2 separate regions of the Mus musculus genome follow, and region 1 is linked to region 2. A link is a loop called in an ENCODE intact Hi-C map of the cell type or tissue named here. Cell type or tissue: gastrocnemius. All regions are shown on one strand. Links, peaks and the distances in the headings refer to the core of each region. The heading gives the core; the rest is flanking DNA.

Region 1 (9,945 bases), core at 4,691-7,190, 230 kb after region 2:
AATGATATTAGCCCCAAAATACATAATAGGAAAAGATATGTTTATAAGGTAAAAACAAGTCACCATTTTTCAACTTTACTGGAGTTTCTTCTCTAAGCCTGAGTCTAAGGACTGTGATGACTGCGCCACCTTGTGTTCAATAAAGAAACTGCAGCACCAGTTTCCTTCTGTCTAGAGATGCTTACCTTGTTCTAACAACTGCTGAACGGGATTAAAATCCACAACTCTGAATGACAATTATAACTCTGTCCCTCGGTTCTTCTACTGTCTGTTATGTGCTTTGACGCTTTGTTATCACACATCAACATGGTGCTCCTAATGAACTGATTCTTTGTGTATGTGTGTGAGTGTGAGTGTATGCACGGGTGCATGTAGGTGCACATGTATGTGGACGCCAGAGGTTAACTTCAGCTGTCTCCTCATTATGCTCTAAGACATAATCTAAACTCACCGAATCTAAAGCTCATCAACCTCTGGTCTCCACAGACACACATGGAACAGTGTGCTCATGAGTGTGCATGTGTACGAGCACATGCATATACACATACAAATATGTATAGGTGCATACAACACACATATGGTTCCCTTTAGAGTCTCAGAGACCCTTTTCCTAAGAGCATTCAATCACAAGGCTCTGGATGGGCAGTTATGCCATATACTGGGTGCCCCTGAACGTTTTAACTGCATCACCTTGGTGTTAAATTTCTTGGCAAACACCTGCTTCCTTTCAAAGGGAATGCAACATAAGAATGCTACAAAAGACTTCCATCCCATTAGTTCCCTGTCTTCTGCATCAAATGTAAAAGGTTATACAAGGGAAAATACAGTTCAAAGTGAGAACAACATTATTTATGATCCACTGAGGCAATTTTTGTTACCAAGTCTGAAAGCCCAGGCGTTTCTGAGATGTTTAGTAAATGCCGCTTACCTCTTATGCATATCCAACAATCTTCTTTCTTGTTGTGCTTCTTAAGCTCTTCTTCAGTTACTTCAATTAACCCGCCCTTCAATCCTGTTAAGTCCTTTCCACTCTTGGTCAGTCGGATCCAATCCATAAGACTCCTGCCTTGTTTTAAAGGTACCTAGAGAACGGAAAACAAAAGCTATGTCTGGTTCTAAGTTGGCTGCTTCCCTCTCCTCCTCCGTCAATTTGCCTTTGGACTACTGTATCCATCCTTTATTAGCCTTAAAAAAAAATCCTACACAACAAGATCCCATCTCAAAATAAATAAATAAATAAATAAATAAATAAATAAATAAATAAAGGGTAAAATGACAAAACTACAACCCAACAATTCTACAACTTCTCCCATCTCGTGTGTGTGAAGCTGAGCTACTGCATTAGAAGTTTACTTTATCTGCCATTTTCAACAGGGAAGGTCCTGCCATGGAGCAGCTCAGGCTGGTTACAAAACTGGCAGCCATCAATCCTCCTGAGTTCCCTTTTATTTTCTTTAACTTTAAAAAAAAACTTTTAGCCAAAGTTCTTACTTTTGATTAACTTTAATTGATTTATTTTTTTATTTTTATTACAGGGAGGGGACTCTTTTGTCTAGTTCAAGATGTCCAGGAAATTCAGATGCCTAGAATCTTAAACAAAATACTATTTAAGATACCGACTATGAGATAGGACTTTGCAATTCTGTCTCACAAACTTTCTTCATAATGGCAGTAAGGAATAATAGACACAGTACTGAACCCAAAGTCAGAATTTAGAATGTCCAGGTCCTAGCTCTGTTACTAATTATGTTATTGATGCCATTTTGAACCAAAATTTGTGACCTTAACAATCAAGAGATCTGATAGAAGATATGCCAAAGATTGGCTAAATTCTCCCTTTCTGAATTATCAATATAAACAGAAAATCAGAAATTACTGTGCAACAGTGTTTGCGACAAACCCACTGATAAAGTATACCAAGCACAGGAAAACACCATGAGGAAGGGTGTGGGGCGAACATGAGCACAGGACAGCCACATCAAGGACTTCCAGGCCTAGGAGAGAGGGGAATTGGTACAGCCCTTTTCTAGTCTTAAGTGTGAATGTTGACAGCGTATGTAGAAACTATCAACCACAGCTTCCTCCCCTGGATGACTGCTCGCCTATAGAGACATCCCACTAAGATAAGCTAAACTCGTCTCAGAGATTGCCTGAAACCACGGCCACCACCAAACACCCCATGGTGGTGACCCCTATACATTTTTTTTTCCTTCACAACTCTTGGAAACTTGTTTTTACTGTGGGTATTAGTGACCTTGGCATGATTTTTTTTCTTACTAAGAACTCTGACATTTCCACTCACAGGAAGCATTTCATGGCTTCTCTTTGGATAGAAGAATTTCCACTATTGTTAGTCCGACACTTGGACCATTACTTGAAAACATGCACTTCCATTTTCAACTATCTATCTGGAAACAAAACAGATGGCTACAGGGCAGTACATACACCTTAGACACAGGACAAGACAACTCATGCAGTTGACTGTAGATAACAGGAAAGATGGGACCTGAAGTTATGAACTGGGGAAGATTACAGTGTTTATAATGGTGCCCTTTACAGAAAATATATACCCCGCCTACATGATTTAGTAACAGGACATTCGGAGTTCTGTTTTCTTTTACAAAATACATTTTCAAGATTTTAAGGTGACAGATTGGATGGTCAGAAAGTGTTCCCCCCAAAAAACACACTTAATAAACCTGTTCTGCAAGGTGGGGTACACTGGGAAGTGTTTAAGTACTGAGAATTAATGTAAATTAAAAATGGCTTTGAAACTGTTTTCAATTTACATTAACTGAAGTTCTCTTGTATTCTTTATTGCCCTGTAATGCCTTCCATCACATTCTAACAAAGCAATAAATAAGGCCTTGGCCAGATATGAACACTCCCCGTCTAATAAATAAATCTGTCCTTTATCCATATCCACTCTCGGGTATTCTCTTACAGTGGTACTAAGTGTATTAACATGGGTACACTAGCATTTTAATTCATTCGTTAGGATGAAATTTCAAGCACCTGTATTGCAGAGGGACACTCTTGTCCAAGAAGCTCATTCCAAAGTATGAGGAGAATGGTACTGCAGACACACTCACGCTTGAGGACGCTTGCGTACGCACTTTCTGGAGTCATATCTAATTTAGGCATTCATTTATCCCAAAATAAATAGGTCAGGACCTCTGGGGTACACTCCATCATCTAACTCAACCTTCTTGTTTTGACCATTGGTGAAACTCTTCTGGTGACTCCTCCCAAAGAATAAAAAGTGAGAAAAACAATTCCTATCCCAGAGAAAATCACTGGGTTCTCTCTCCATTCAGTAATCCCTAAGGCAATTAATTCTTTGGAAATGCAACTCAAATCATAAATCTTTCTTCTACAGTGGCTCCTTATTCCTCAACTGTTAATCAGATCCTCTGGTCACAGTTTGCATTACTAGCTCCATGTTTTAGCCTTGACTTTCTACAACTTTCTATCAAATGCTCTGGCCTAATGGGCACAGATTCCCCACTGGTGTCAAGCACTTGCTCATAGTATTTTCCTCCAATCTAACTCTAATTCTTTTTTGGTGCTAATACCCTACTGACGTACGGAATATAATTGTCTGTTTTCTTATCTGTGCTGCCTGTGAGACTAAGTCCCTTGAAATCAGAGACCACCCTTCAACATACTACACTGTCTTAGTATCAGAGACCACCCTTCAACACACCATACTGTTTTAGTATCAGAGACCACCCTTCAACACACCATACTGTTTTAGTATCAGAGACCACCCTTCAACACACCACACTGTCTTAGTATCAGAGACCACTCTTCAACACACCACACTGTCTTAGTATCAGAGACCACCCTTCAACACACCATACTGTTTTAGTATCAGAGACCACCCTTCAACACACCATATTGTCTAAGTTTCCTTTTGCTGCTATGATAAAACACCATGACCAAAGTCAACTTATAGAACAAAGAGTTTATTTTGGCTTATGGTTCCACAAGGGGATTCCATAATGGCGAGGCAGGTGTGGCATCAGGTACCCAGAGCAGGAAGCTGATTAATCATATAGCAACTGCACACAGAACAAACTGAAAATAGGTGAAGCTGTAAACCCTTAAAGCCTGCTCAAAGTGACATACTGTTTCCAATAAAGCCAAGGTTTCATAACATCCCGAGACAGCACCATCAACTGGGAACCCCATGATCAAATGCCTTAGCATATGTAGGACATTACAGTTTCTCAATAAACACTGAACAGCTATTGCATAAGGAATCTGTCTCTGTGTAAGATTCAAATTGGTGAGATTTGAATAAAGGGCGTAAGGTAAGGAATATCTGCTGAGTGCGTAGCAATGCTGTGCTATGGAAAAGTCTCATCTCAGGCCTATGAACAAGACAACAACAACAACAACTGGTCACGCGTACATACACCTGAGCCAGAATGTGACTGCGATGAAGTAGTGGGTCTTGGAAAGACATCTCTTTCCTACTCCAAAGTTCTAGACTTTTAACAATTTAACAATCAGCCTATCTGGCTGAGTTCCATTTTTGAAAACTTTATCTGACTGTTTCATTGTTTTATGCAGTCCTAACTCTGCCTCTCAAGGGTTCGAGATTGTCTCATTTCATAACAAAGAAATTAATCCTACCTGAGGGTCCTATTAAATTACACAAAGATCTTACTTTGCCCTCTTTGGGGACAACAAAACTTACTTCTGCTATCGCATCTAAGGAACTTGCTGTCTTTGCCTAGAAGTTTTCTCCTTTAAATGAATGCTGAGAACATAGCCATTTTAATGAAGAAAGTCAGTTACTGACGTTCTCATTCTACAAAGGGCAACCTTAGACTATGGAGCCAAGCACTTAGCTTAAAGAGAGAGCAAGATACCCAGTTGATGGCTGGTGAGCAGAGGCGCACACACAGCAATGAAGGAAATGTCATAATCACAAGCTTACGTGACTGATAGCAGACTTTCATCAACCTATTTCTTTTTACCAAGAATGAAGATAGTAAACGTCCCTAGCTTCAGGGTAACTGTGAAGATTCAATGGGCAAAGGAAAAGGACTCCAGATACACATGGCCATCAGTGAGCCCACAAAACATCTTAGTGCTATGTATGATTAAAGCTGGGGACAGACATTTCTGAAAAATAAATGAAAACCTCAATTCCTTTTCTGATCTAAGGGCAAAACCTCAGATCTAAGTGGAGAAGAATGGAAAGTCTCAAAGTCATATAAAATAAAACTCGAGAAAGGAATCGAGTAGCCCAAGAAGACAGAAGTCTCAAAAGAAAATACCAAGATGTGGTTACAGAATAAGGAACTAGCAAAATAACATAAGAGCATTCGCCTTGCAATGAATACACTACACAATTTGTACTGAATTTTGCAACTATATATCTGTATTTCCACCTGCTGCTGACAGTAACCATATTCAACAAATAGACAAGAGCATGGTACCAGATTCAAAATCAACCAGGGGTGTCTACAGATGAGGCAGTGCTGGAACCACTGGCTACCGTATACACAGAGGAGTGCGACTTGAAGAGGTGGCACTAAATCTGACGGCAGGTTTGCAGACTCCAATCATCCCTAGCCACCGCCACTGCTCAGCCTGGATCTTTGACCGTAAAGAACAAAAGACTGGAGAGGACAGCTTGAGACAGAAATGCAACCATGCCGGAAGCGGGGTGCCGAGTGGACTTACCGCGGCCAACTTCAGCAGCTCAAACACACTTAGGGCGTTTGAGTTAGTAGTCGAACGAACGGCGTCGCCACTTACCTTGCTGCGCCCCTGGGAGGAGACGCGCTGCTGGGAGCCGGGGGCCGGGAAAGCCTGGGAAGGGACGTTCAGCATCCTGGGCCCCCGGCTCGGGCCGCATCCGGGCTCCGCCACCGGACAGGCTGCCCTGGTGGGACCCCAGCGCCCACCACCGTCCGTGCGGGCTCCTTGGCCCGGCCGAGGCCAAGCCCCCGACCCACTTCCGGGGTCGCCAGGGGTCAGGCGCGTCGTGACGCAATCACGCTCACGAGAGGCGGGGCGGGGGCGGAGTCAGAGGAAAGGCTCACTCACTCTGTGAGCCCGGTCGCCCGGCTTGGGAAGGGGTGGCTGTGCGGGGGTTGGGGGCAGGGCAGCGCATGCTCAGTTACTCTTTGGTCCTAAACTTCAGCACCACAAGGAAATGACAGCTTTCTGCTGAAAGATCAGAGAGTGAAGCTGTTCCCCAGCCCTGGTGCTGATAGAGGCCGAGGGTTATTTCTGGTAGAACAAGAAGACCAGTGCCTGTCTCTTGATAAACAACAATTGAAATATGAAAGAAAACAACACTATCAAAACGTTCAGACTGCTGAATAGTTCTCTCCTGTAAAATACTAAGCTCTAGGAAAGAGGACTTCACAGTTTCATGAGCTAAGAAGCCGAACTCAAGCAGCCTCTGCTGTGGGTTAAGAAACGTCACGTTTGGGGAACCAGTCTGGAAAACGAGTAAAAGACGTTTCCAGACGACGTTTCCAGAAGACCTTCTCTATCCATACACTCACACATTCTTCCTCCTCCCATAACTCTTCACTTTCCCTGAAATCTACAAGTAGCTCACTCCTAAATAGAGTGATTTGGTTTTGGTGTCATCCTTGTATTTAATGGCCTATGCACGCTACTTTTTATTAAAGGAACATTTTGTCTGTATAGGCTTGGGTTTCTGTAAGAAATAAATGGCTATATCTAAACCATATACTGTATATATTAATAGGCATGTAACAAAAGACAGGCCACCTTATACTATCCTGATTTGTTAACAAGAGAAATTCCTAACACTGTGGGTCCATGTTAGTGATACATTGGCTTTTTCTTTTTGCTAGGAAAATACACAGATCCACAGGGTGGAATCCAATAGAAAGAGAACATTTTCCCAAAGAGTAGTTCTAAATAACCCATCCCATTCTCTGTGGGGTTCTAATTTTTTCTGATTCTGGACACATCATTTACTCCAGCTATGTAGTTTCCAGAGTCCCTGGGAGTCAAAGTTGTGATAATGTGGTTTAATATTATGAGAGAGTCTGTGGATATGCTTAGTCATTCAAGCACGGGACATTTCTTAGCTAGCTAATTACCTCTCATCTCCACCTCTACCCATTTTTATTCTGGAATACTGCAGGAAAATATTTTTGGTATATTGTCAGACAAGCATTGAACTTGCAGTTCTCCTGCCTCATCCTCACAAGTAGCTCAGATTATAGATTAATAAAATATGTTTGTTTGCACCTGAACTGCTGAGCAGGTGATTATATAAAAACTAAAAGGACTTCATGAGCATAATCTACTGTGTCACCCTAACCATGCAAGTCCATCGTCCATCTCATTAAAGTATGGAATAAGTTTTCTTCTGTGATGCCTATGTAAGAAAAATCAGTCACTGAGGATTTATTTTACTCCCCAGAAGAAGATGTTTATATGAGAATATTGTGAGCGGGAAACTAAAGCAAAAGGAAAGTGGATAATGTTGAATTTTATGTCTTCCAAATCTTAGCTTTATCCAGGACAAAAGAAAAGAGAGCAACTTCATGTTCTCACCGTTTTTAGACTCTGTACAAATCATTCAAATTTAAACCTTTTTTTTTTAATTATAGGAATCCTTCAACATATACAGAAAGTACTGAACACCAGATTAAAGACAACAGGAGAATATCAGAGTGAGAGTCACACTACTCCATACTTAATTACAGTCCTTAAGATTTAAGTGACCCAAGATTGTTTTTCTTTCTCAACTATAATTACTTAAAGCATTTCCCTATGAGCAAGCAAACAAATACTAATATCCGTGAGAATAGTAGCAGCACCCAGTTTTCCTCACTAACTGCCAAGATTATATCATCTGTAACTAAACATCCAATTGAGATCAGCAGAAAACACCAGACATTACAAGAGCCGGTCTTTTAAAAAAACCAAATAGTTCCTTGAAAAATTATAACTAAAGATAAATTTGTGATTTAATAAAAAAAAAACCAGAAGTATTCTTTGTGAATCACAAATATTTATAACACAATCAGGACATTTGTACATGATGTCTATCTTAAAATCCCAACATTTAATTCTAGTGTAGGGACAAAGAGGATTCCAAATACTGTAATTATTACAAAATGTTTTATTAATAATGTATATACAAATAAATTAGTTTTAAAAGTTTATGGTACATTTATATACAAAATTCAAATTGTCAACAGAAGTAACTAATTAGATTGATTTTCACAGGCCAGCCCCTCTATTTCATCTTCACTATCAGAATCTTCATAAAACGAAATTGTAGCTTGAATTGGGAAATTTTTCAGAAGAGTTTCTGCTTCTTGATATAAGTAGTCGTAACACTTGGACTTGGGCCAGAATAGCCTGAAAGAAGCAGACAACATGCTATCCATATGTTTTCACACTTGGGGTCCTAATTGTCACCAAACAATTGATTTCAACAAGCTCTCTCTGCTTAATAATTAGTTTACACATTTTGGAGACAGAGTTTAAAGCTGCTACTGTTACAGTTTCCATGGAGTCTGCTTGCCAGTGAACAAATAAATGGTTGACTTTTCGCCATCTCTAGCCAAGATAAAATTGATATTTAAAAACTGACTCACACTCTATAAGCAGAAAAATCAATGCTTATCTTATTTCATGTCTATTTACATGCTTATTCTTATGAAATGCAGAAAGTTAGACTTACACTCTCTAAATTTCTCTAGAAGGCAAATAAATCCCACCCTTCCATCACACACGTGGATGATAGCCAACTAGACAAAGAGGGTAGAATGTCTGCACTCTGAACAGGTTTCAGGTCTCACTGTCCAGCAGAAACGAAGCCCTTAGTTACAGATACAGCCCATATGCTTGATCAGATATTGATCAGATATATAAAAGCTTTAAGGTCTATGCCTTCACAACTTGCTAGGTGGGAAAGCTGCTCTAACACCAACCTTTATTTCCAATTCATCTCCTCTCCCATCCAATCAATCTGGGAACACTATATCAATGCATTGAGAAAGAATGATACAGGTTTTATACAATTAATTTGCTTGTAAGCATCATTATCTCAGAATTTTAAAATTTGACCATTGTTCATCTGGCCTAGTGACCTTATTTTATTTATCATATAAAGAGAAAAAATAGGTAAGGCTGAGTTAACAACTATCCTGAAGTCAGTTTAGTATAGGGCAAAGAACTCTGTCTACATATAATTGACTCTAACCAAGGAAAGATTATATTGTGTTCAGTGTGCTCAATTTTAAAAGTGTGTTCAGAAAATTAGGCAACAGAGTTTACATATACTTCTAGTAAAACACATTAAAAGCATATAATCTGGATACTTAAACAAGTAGCTATCAATTATGTATACAATAGATGTGGCAGTGAGCTCTTGTGCCAACATACTCTACCAAACAAACAGAATAAACCATGCATCCTATCCGCAAAGAGGTGACCACAGAACAAAAAGCATAAGACACACATTACAAGTCAAGATAGAAATGAATAAAAAAATAACTTAAAAAAAACCCACAACTAAATTGTTCAGTAGAGAAAGCAATTGTTTACCAAATTACCAAGGTATTTTCTAATGTGTAATTGGAATGGCCAATCCCCTCACCCCCAATGTTCCGTTGGTATCATAACGAGTGGTCAGAATGTCTCACTGTGGACACTTCTTCATCTCTGAGTTCCCCGGTATGATTCTTTAGTCTCCTCCGAGGCCTTCCTGTATTCCATTACCAGGTGGAAGCTTGCCCTTCCTCTGGGCCTTCCTTGAGAACTCTCACCACTTCTGTATGTACTTCCTCCGGATGACCTCACCCACTGCCGTGAGATTCCCCAGCCTTTCATACTCACAGACCTCACCCCAGTGCTTTCAGTGAAGGTGTGCAGCCTGTCTCCTGACTTACATACAACCCTCTCCCTAATTGCACTGCTTGGATG
Region 2 (9,945 bases), core at 3,434-5,933:
TGAAGGCTATAACAATTATGAAGAACTTTTAACATAGGAATCTTTGTTCTATCTCAATAGTATTTAATGGTGTTTCTTACTTAAGTTTCCGTTTCATAGACATTTTAGATAGATGTACACTTACATGAGAGCTAGTATTATGCAGTATTTGAAATTAGATGTCTTTCAGTCGGCATGTCAGAGCAGAAATCTTGGATATGCTGTTTTTAGTTATATGAACTTCAGAAATTTATTTTTTAGATATTAACTTTTCCACAGTGTAGCTACTACTATCTACTTTAAAATGTAGCAAAATTAGCAAAATTGAATAACAGAAAAATTATGCAGCCATGCCCAGCAAACACTCTCAAAAATATAACTAAAAAAAAAATAACAAAGTCTAACAATTAAACAAGTTATCAAAAAATTTAGTGAATGGTATACCATATAATTCAGTGTGGAAAACTTTGAGTCTTATCAAAATGTTTTTAAATTCAGACCTTGGTTTGAATCCATGGGTATAGACACAGGCTATTCATCATACATCCTTTACATCACAGCTGTATTTATTACCTCTACAGGACTATTAATAGACTTATTACTCTACCAAGAGGACTAAATGTCACAGCTGAGCTGTAAATAATTGTGTTAGCCTTGGTGAGTGCAGGTGAGATGAGGTTGCATGAATTAGTTACACCAACTGCATCATACAGGGTCTTATAAATATCTGAAGTTTAGTGTTATCTCAATAAGAAATTGCCAAGGACCTGCCTCAGCTTGAGAGAGGGTCCTGAGGAAGAGGTGAATGGGAGCGGTGGAAGAAATGATTCAAAGTCAATGATGGGTGCAAGCTGACAGGTCAGCAGTCTGCTGAGATGGCTCCTCAGATAGCTCTCTCTTGCAGAGCAAATCCCATTCTTTCATTTTGCATAAGCTACTTCCTTAGGAATTGCATATTAATTCAATCGTTTTCCCCAGGTACCCTCTTGATTATTCCATGAATCAGCATTCTCTGACCTTAGCCCCTTTGACTCTAAAGACAGAGCCACATGGCCAAAGCTGCATTCACTGCTTTCTATAGGTGGAACATGGCCCCATTGTTCTATTAGACAGACCCTGAACTCAGAGATCTACGTGGCTCTTTCTCCTGAATGGTGAGATTAAAGGTGTGTACCACCATGCCTGGACCTAAGCTTTTCTTCCCCTAAAACTTATTCTGTCCCAGGCTGGCCTTGAACTCAGAAATCTGCTTGCCTTTGTCTCCTGATTAAAGGAGTGTACCACCATGCCTAGGCCCAAGTTTTTCATGGTCACTATTCCTCAAGACCCAGAACAAAAGCCTGTGTCTTCCAGTCTCAAGATCTGGATCATTTCTGGATTGTAGTTCATTCCAGATTAAAAATCGAAACCATTCCGTCTTCAACTGCAAACACAAACAATAAGTGTAGCTGGGTGGGATCTTGCCTGGGATCACAACTACCTAAATCTGTTTGTCTCTGTGAACACAGGATTCAGCTCCATTTCACTTTCTGGAGCTTCTTTACTTGAATCATACATTTTGTTTTTTTAGTTTAGCAAGCTCTTGTTTTTTAAGCTATTCCTTTGCCTTTCAATGATCCAGGTTTTTTCCCCTCTATTGACCAATCATGTCTCCTTCCTTACTATCTTTCTAAGCTGGCTCATTAGTGTAGCTGCCTCTGTTCTTTCAAGTCTATGAAGCCCCTTGTACAATTCATAATTGCATCCTTATATTTTTGTAGTTGAGAAATCCTGTAAAAAAAAAAAAACCAGTTCTCACAGTGATTGATGTATTCTTGAACTCATGTTTTCAGGGTTCTTTCCCATAGACTTAAGGGCTGTCCTGAAAGTCATAGCCACCAAACTGCTGAGAAACACCAAACACACCTTCACCTCCTGGAATTGTGCTGTTTCTGATTATCATGGAGTCATTAACCTTGGCAGAGAGAACAGTCCCTGATAACCTTGGCAAGGACATTCCCAAAGAAGGAACATGAAATATATACATATACATATACATATGTGTGTGTGTGTGTGTGTGTGTAAGTATGAGAATATATATATATTATTATTATGCAAACAAACCTTACACCTACAGCAACCATCAGCACTCCAGGAGCCCCACATCCTGCCGGCTCTGCTCCAGGGGTAGCAACTGTGTCACATGGTCTCTTCTACCGCTATGCCTGATCTAGCAAGAATTCTTTGAAGGATCCTAAATAATGAACTAACCTAGTTTATGTTGTCAAATAATGACCTCTTATATAGACAATGTCATTGTATAGACAGTATGCTAGGGGGAACAAGTGAAAAAGCAGGAGGTTAGGGAAGTAGTTCAGGAAATAATGTTGTGGGTCAAAACATCAGCACTTAAGATTTAGAGAAGTGAATTGAAGGAAGACACATTTCAAAGGTAGTTTGGCATGATTGAGTACATATAGGGAAGAGAAAACTGCAAGATTTATGTCAAGTAATTGCTATGTCACATGAGAATTAGAGAAATAAGTATATGAAAAGAATAAAATCAAGGCTTCTGTGGCTGAAAGGAATGGCTCAGTGGGTAACGTGTTTGTGGTGCAAGAATGAGGACCAGAGTTAAGATCCACAGCACTATGTAAAAGCTAGGTGGGGAGTAATAGATGGCTGTAATCAGAGCATTCAGGGCAGAGACAGGGGATCCTCAGAGCAAGCTGGATAGCTAGACTAGTCAATCGTAAGCGCTGGGCTCTAGTGAGAGACCTTGCCTTAATGGATTAGGTAGAAAACAGTTGAAGAAGACATCCAATCGTCAACCTATGACCTCCATATACATGCACACTCAGGTGTTCTCACACACATGCATACACACAAGCAAAAACGCAAGGCTTCTATTACTTTAGAGATGGCTCTAGTGTGTGGTGGGCATAGTGCATGCACTGAAGAGGTAGAGGCATATGGATCTCTGAGTTGGAGGCCAGCTTGGTCTACAGAGAGATGTTTCTAGGGTATTATGTGAATATATATGAATTAGGTTATCATACATAGAACACTGTGGGGAGCCGCACTCACATTTGCCATTATAAGATGGCGCTGACAGCTGTGTTCTAAGTAGTAAATAATCTGCACATGTGCAGGGGCAGTTTTCCCGCCATGTGCTCTGCCTTTCTCGTGATGACAACTAGGCCGATGGGCTGCAGCCAATCAGGGAGTGACACGTCCTAGGTGGAGGATAATTCTCCTTAAAAGGGACGGGGTTCTGGCACTCCCTCTCTTCGTCTCTTCGTCTCTTTGTCTCTTTCTCTTCGTCTTTTCCTCTGCTCTCTTCCTCTGCTCTCTGCCTCTCTCTCTCTGCCCCTCTCTCTGCCTCTCTCTGCGTCTCTCTCTCTCTTCCTCTCTGCCTCTCTCTGCCGCGCTCTTCCTCTCTTGCTCCTGAGTAAGCAATAAAGCTTTGCCGCAGAAGATTCTGGCTTGTTGCGTCTTTCCTGGCCGGTCGCAAACGCGCGTAAGAGAACACTAGAGCTCAAAGGGAAATCTAGAACAAGCACAAATAGGGTTTTCATATTAACTAAGGTTATGTCATAGAAATTTGTTTTCTACAATCTTGCAACACCCTATGAGAAAATTAGCAACCCCCACCAAGAATTGTTTTAGTAGTCTGGTGCGGGTAAAGCTGAATTGGAAAATCTAACGAAAGATGGATAAGGTGAAAATAAACTAACAGTTTGGGAGACGAGGCCTAACTTTCTGTTTCCCAGAAATGAGACCCTAAGTCCAGGAACCTGTGGTCAGCAAACCAAGCCACAGGCAGCCAATCTGTGGACACCTTGTCATCTGGCCTGAAGTAAGAATAGGTATCTAGAATGGATAAGAGATCCCTCCCCACCCCAAACCTGGGAAGTCTCCAGAGCCCTAACCAATTGTAGAATCAGTCAAACTTCTAGAGATAGAGCTAACCAATCAAGGCAAAATGGCACAAATTCCTCCCTGGAATTCCCCTAACTGACAAATATAAAAGCTAGGCCTGCAAGCCCACTCACTACATGTGTCCATTCCTGAATGAGGAGACCCCTCCTTGCAGGAAATTCTGCTGAATAAACATTCTTTGCTTTTGCATACTACTTAGTTTAGGGTATCATTCTCCCAAGATCTTGGACCCTAACAAGTTGATGGTAAAAAATAACTATGGTGAGTGAGACTGAAATGAGACCTCAAGTGGAAAAAAATCCCCCAACTTTCTCAGCTTGTGTACATGACTAGCCACCATAGCTCTTCTTGCCGCACTCCTTTAACAGTTGTCTGGGCTACTTGTCTGCTTCACGGAACCCACGTCTATAGGGCATGGAATGTGCTCAATTCAGTATGTACTAAAAGAAAAGCCATAAGCTGAATTAAGTTGACTTGTAAATTGTAAAATTTAAATAATGTACATAATGCTCTCACCAAGCTTAAAATGGTAGCTTAAAACAGGTCTCTATTATTGCATTTTAATCGGATAGTTTCTGGCTTGTACACACTCAGATGTCAATATGCATTGTTGAGTGAAAAGTTCAGGCCAGAAAGGAGGTACAGAACTATGTATACCAGAGGCAAAGACCTTTACTGTTTGAAGATTTTACTTTCATTCCAAAATGTTGTCTTCTGATTTGGTGTGCCTGTGTATACGTATCCAGAGAGCGAAAGAAAGAGGAGAGAGAGAGCGGGTAAAAAAGTAAAATAAAATAAAAACTCAAGCAAACCACTGCAGAAGAGAGCTTTGAAAAGCAGGATACCAGAAAAACCAGAGCTGCTGAACTAGTGCAAGGCTCTCACTGAGAATCTTGGTATTGTGTATTTTCAAATGCTTGTCCACTGGGTGGCGGACATCTCTTCTAACACCGGAATTATTTCTAATGCATTTGTACTTTTCTCATAACACCCACACAAGGCTTATTACTTGAAGGAAATCAACCCTCTTACACCGTTTTTAAAACTTTCAACCTGGACAGTAGCCTTCAAATGAAAAGGGTGGGAAAGGCTGGAAAGAAGAGCAGCTCGCTGCGGAAGGACGAGCACAAAGGGACTAAACTACAACTCCCAGAAAGCCACGCGCTGGCTCTAGATGGTGCGCTTGCGCCTGGGTCTTCCCGGCCGGCTAGCTGAGCTCGGGATTTCCGGGAGTAAGAGAAAGCGGGATGTGCACACTGCTGCCGCGCCCACGTCCCTTACGGCCGCCACATCCTGCAGAGCCGTGAAGGTTCCAATCTTTATTTGAGAGTCACCAGAAGACTGACAGCTTGTCTGGCTGCTCCCTGGGTCACGTGGCAGGCAGGATCACGTGACACCCGGGAGCCCGCCTGTAGGGGTCTGTTGCCCTGACAACAGCCCGCTCGCCGGGACTTTCCGGGAGAGCGCGGGCTCCCAGGAGCAGGTAGGTGAGGCGTTGTGGCTGTCTGCGACCCTGTTGTTGTTTCCAGGTTGTACCTCAGGCAGGGTCTCCGAACTTTGTTTTGCGCATTACTCCGCTCCTCTGTCGGGACTCCAAGTCTTTGCTTCGAGCTAGCCCCCAAATCTGCGCTTCCTGCAGCCTGGACTGAGCTGAGGGCCCTTTCGTGGGGTTTGCCTCTGACTAACCTGTTTGTCCAACTCCTCATCCTGACCCTAAGACCTCTTAGTCGAAAATGCAAATAAAAGCACTAAGTATTCCACTGAAAGATGGTGGGCAAACCTGCTGCCGTCCCTTAGAAAAGAAAACTAGCGTTTGTTCGTGTTGCCCTAAAGAGTTAAATCCAAAGGTTTAGGACAGATCTGAAGATGGCCTCTCCTAGCTGAAGTCCAGCTTTGAGACAACTTGACTAGATCCCATTAAAGGTGCTCGCGGCATTGTTTCTTTTAGCCTGCCTTTGCTTCAAGAGAAACATAAATAGTAGTTAATGTGTGTCATTAACTTCCAAGGGTATTCTGTGCTCGTTGGGGATGTTTTAAGACAGGATTGCACTATATAGCTCAGACTAACCTGAAATTCAGGCTTGTAACTCAGGCTAACCTCCCAACTAAAGAGCTGTCTGTCTCCTAAGTGTAGAAATCTCTGGGATGCACCACTAAATTCTTTATTATATTCTGAGTCTTATAAATTCACTTAGTTTATGTCTGGAAAAAAATCCTGATTATAGAAAGTCTATTTTGCAAAACCCTTAATTTGAAAATACGTGAATCCGGAAGCACAACCTGTATACTGTGCTTTACAAGAAAAAATATTAGTCTTTCCACTCCTGCTCTTTTAATTTTTTTTTTTTTAATATTCTCTGTGAGGACCTGGATTCTGAGAGGTATTAGCAGAGACAAATACATATACAGTGGAAAAGATCCTGGAGCCCACCTCTTAGCGACTGGATGAAATGTAATGATCAACCTTGAGAAGACATACTTCATAAGCTACTTTCCCAAGTCAGTTAGCTTCAATGAATTAGACCTCCAATGGTGTCTCGTAATTGCAATATAACTGTCAAGTTACATCATATATATGTGTGTACATATATAAAACTGTCTTGAGAAGTTGAAGTTTAAAGTAGTGTTGTTTTAATGATGTTTAATGATTGTTTTCCTCCAGAGGTGTTTATTTTTCCATCTGTTTCTGTCATTTAGTGTTTCCAATGCTGTGAATAATTTTAAGATACTTGCTTTGTGACGTGAAAATTACTAACCATGGCTCACTATTTCAAAGTAGACCTTGATGAAGAATTTGAACGGTTTATGAAGGAGGTAAGCTCAAGCTGTATTTATTGTAATATTTATTGTAAATTCATCTTGTAAGATCCATCCTTGAGTGCTTTCTTCTGAAAACATAAACCACCCCATCAGCTCATCCCTTCTACCTGCACCTACAGAATTATCCAGCCGTCCTCAGTTCGACTCATTTCAAATGCTGCTGCCTGTTAGCTCAATGCCATCTTCTCACCCAGTCTACCCAGCGGTCCCAGTGAATGCAGCATTCCCTCCAAGGTGCATGTGTGCACGCGCTCACATGCAAACACAAACACATGCACACACACACACACACACACACAGAGAGAGAGAGAGGGAGAGGGAAAGGGACGGAGAGAGAGAGAAAGAGAACCATGTTGAACAAATATTTTGCTCAATTTCTGGTTATAAGGGAGTGGTTCAACCTAATTTTTTTTTAAAGTTAATTTTCTTCAGTTACAATTCATAAACCATTCAGTTCACCCACTTAAAGTTTGTATGACAACTGTTTTAGAATTATATAACCTTCACCATAGTCAGTTGCAGAATGCCTGTATCATTCCTAAAAGGAAACCCTTATCCTTTAACCATTACTCTTGGCTCTTTGTCCTTCCAGCCTTGGGTTATCCCTTACTGCTTTGTCTCCAAGTTTGGCTGTTGCAGATATTCATAGAAATGGAACCATTTAGGATGTGTGGTCTCTGAAGTCTGGCTTCTTTTACTTAGCATGGTGTTTTCAGAGAGTGGTTTGCCATTTTGTGGATATAATGCTTATATGTTGTCAGTTGACAGCATTTGGGATCCTTCCATTTTGGACAGTCATGAATAATGTTGCTCTTAATAATCACGCAAGTGTGAGTGTGGATGTATGTGAATCTCTTCTCAATATTTGCCTACACATGAAATTGGCTAGTCGTATGCTCTGTTATTCCCACCAACCATGTATTCCTTTATGAAGGCCTTGATTCTCATTGTCTTTACTATCTGAGGGCCAGGGATTTGGTTCCGTTGGATGATAATAACCTGCAAAGCGGTGAAGAAAATCTTGATTGGAAGGGCGGATACTCATCCTTTGTCTTTCTCATCTTTGCCATAACACGGAATGGTCAGTGGTTCTATCCCTGTATGTAGACAAAGAAACTGGGGTTCAGGAGCAAGAAATGGAATGTTTCAATGAGGTAGTATGTTTAAAGACTGACTGGAAAGTGATAGAGATACCGGACATTCAGACTGATGATAATTCAGAGGTTTAGATGGCAGCCCTCGTATCTTCCTAGTTGGATGGCTGCATGCAGCAGTGGAAAGCGGACAGTCCTCAGTTGATTTGGATCCCACTTGCTATCACTCTTTGGGGGAGTCATTTCCCCCCTGGGTTTCAGGTTCTCATAAGCGTTCTCTTCGAGGTTTTTTTTTTTTTTTTAATTAGGTATTTTCCTCATTTACATTTCCAATGCTATCCCAAAAGTCCCCCATACCCACCCCCCACTCCCCTACCCACCCACTCCCCCTTTTTGGCCCTGGCGTTCCCCTGTACTGGGGCATATAAAGTTTGTGTGTCCAATGGGCCTCTCTTTCCAGTGATGGCCGACTAGGCCATCTTTTGATACATATGCAGCTAGAGTCAAGAGCTCCGGGGTACTGGTTAGTTCATAATGTTGTTCCACCTATAGGGTTGCAGATCCCTTTAGCTCCTTGGGTACTTTCTCTAGCTCCTCCATTGGGGACCGTGTGATCCATCCAATAGCTGACTGTGAGCATCTACTTCTGTGTTTGCTAGGCCTCAGCATAGTCTCTCAAGAGACAGCTCTATCTGGGTCCTTTCAGCAAAATCTTGCTAGTGTATGCAATGGTGTCAGCATTTGGAAGCTGATTATGGGGTGGATCCCTGGTTATGGCAGTCTCTAGATGGTCCATCCTTTTGTCTCAGCTCCAAACTTTGTCTCTGTAACTCCTTCCATGGGTGTTTTGTTCCCAATTCTAAGAAGGGGCAAAGTGTCCACACTTTGGTCTTCGTTCTTTTTGGGTTTCATGCGTTTAGCAAATTGTATCTTATATCTTGGGTATCCTAAGTTTCTGGGCTAATATCCACTTATCAGTGAGTACATATTGTGTGAGTTCCTTTGTGATTGTGTTACCTCACTCAGGATGATGCCCTCCAGGTCCATCCATTTGCCTAGGAATTTCAAAAATTCATTCTTTTTAATAGCTGAGTATACTCCATTGTGTAAATGTACCACATTTTCTGTATCCATTCCTCCGTTGAGGGGCATCTGGGTTCTTTCCAGCTTCTGGCTATTATAAATAAGGCTGCTATGAACATAGTGGAGCATGTGTCCTTCTTACCAGTTGGGACATCTGGATATATGCCCAGGAGAGGTATTTCGGGATCTTCCGATAGTACTATGTCCAATTTTCTGAGGACCCGCCAGACTGATTTCCAGAGTGGTTGTACAAGCTTACAATCCCACCAACAATGGAGGAGTGTTCCTCTTTCTCCACATCCTCGCCAGCATCTGCTGTCACCTGAATTTTTGATCTTAGCCATTCTGACTGGTGTGAGGTGGAATCTCAGGGTTGTTTTGAGTTGCATTTCCCTGATGATTAAGGATGTTGAACATTTTTTCAGGTACTTCTCTGCCATTCGATATTCCTCAGGTGAGAATTCTTTGTTCAGCTCTGAGCCCCATTTTTTAATGGGGTTATTTGATTTTCTGGAGTCCACCTTCTTGAGTTCTTTATATATATTGGATATTAGTCCCCTATCCGATTTGGGATAGGTAAAGATCCTTTCCCAATCTGTTGGTGGCCTTTTTGTCTTATTGACGGTGTCTTTTGCCTTGCAGAAGCTTTGCAACTTTATGAGATCCCATTTGTCAATTCTCGATCCTACAGCACAAGCCATTGCTGTTCTATTCAGGAATTTTTCCCCTGTACCCATATCTTCGAGGCTTTTCCCTACTTTCTCCTCTATAAGTTTCAGTGTCTCTGTTTTTTTGTGGAGTTCCTTAATCTACTTAGATTTGACCTTAGTACAAGGAGATAGGAATGGATCAATTCGCATTCTTCTACATGATAACCGCCAGTTGTGCCAGCACCATTTATTGAAAATGATGTCTTTTTTCCACTGGATGGATTTAGCTCACTTGTCAAAGATCAAGTGACCATAGGTGTGTGGGTTCATCTCTGGGTCTTCAATTCTGTTCCATTGGTCTACTTGTCTGTCGCTGTACCAGTATCATGCAGAGGTTT

What was found. Hi-C counts contacts between places; a loop is a spot of excess contacts. Peaks named below come from ENCODE experiments on the same cell type or tissue, not always from the same donor. Only the 100,000 strongest peaks of a DNase experiment are listed, where the experiment ranks them.
Region 1: a loop joins it to region 2, with 6 times the contacts of the local background. A loop is called at or near these places in 35 of 42 quality-filtered maps.

Annotation. Positions count from the first base shown.
Region 1 is chr9:87,018,084-87,028,028 of GRCm38, reverse strand. It overlaps Cyb5r4 (cytochrome b5 reductase 4), which reads right to left and starts at 6,000. Exons shown (of 16, transcript NM_024195.2): 1 at 5,776-6,000; 2 at 929-1,082. The coding sequence starts at 5,850. It overlaps Ripply2 (ripply transcriptional repressor 2), which reads right to left. Exons shown (of 4, transcript NM_001037907.2): 4 at 7,588-8,376. The coding sequence ends at 8,220. In gastrocnemius, for the core only: no CTCF peak of the experiment used is centred there; a DNase peak (open chromatin) is centred at 6,041; H3K4me3 peaks cover 2,105 bases; H3K27ac peaks cover 1,487 bases.
Region 2 is chr9:87,250,701-87,260,645 of GRCm38, reverse strand. It overlaps Cep162 (centrosomal protein 162), which reads left to right and starts at 5,114. Exons shown (of 27, transcript NM_199316.2): 1 at 5,114-5,383; 2 at 6,598-6,714. The coding sequence starts at 6,658. In gastrocnemius, for the core only: a CTCF peak has its summit at 4,836 (motif pointing right); DNase peaks (open chromatin) are centred at 5,109 and 5,269; H3K4me3 peaks cover 1,313 bases; H3K27ac peaks cover 1,467 bases.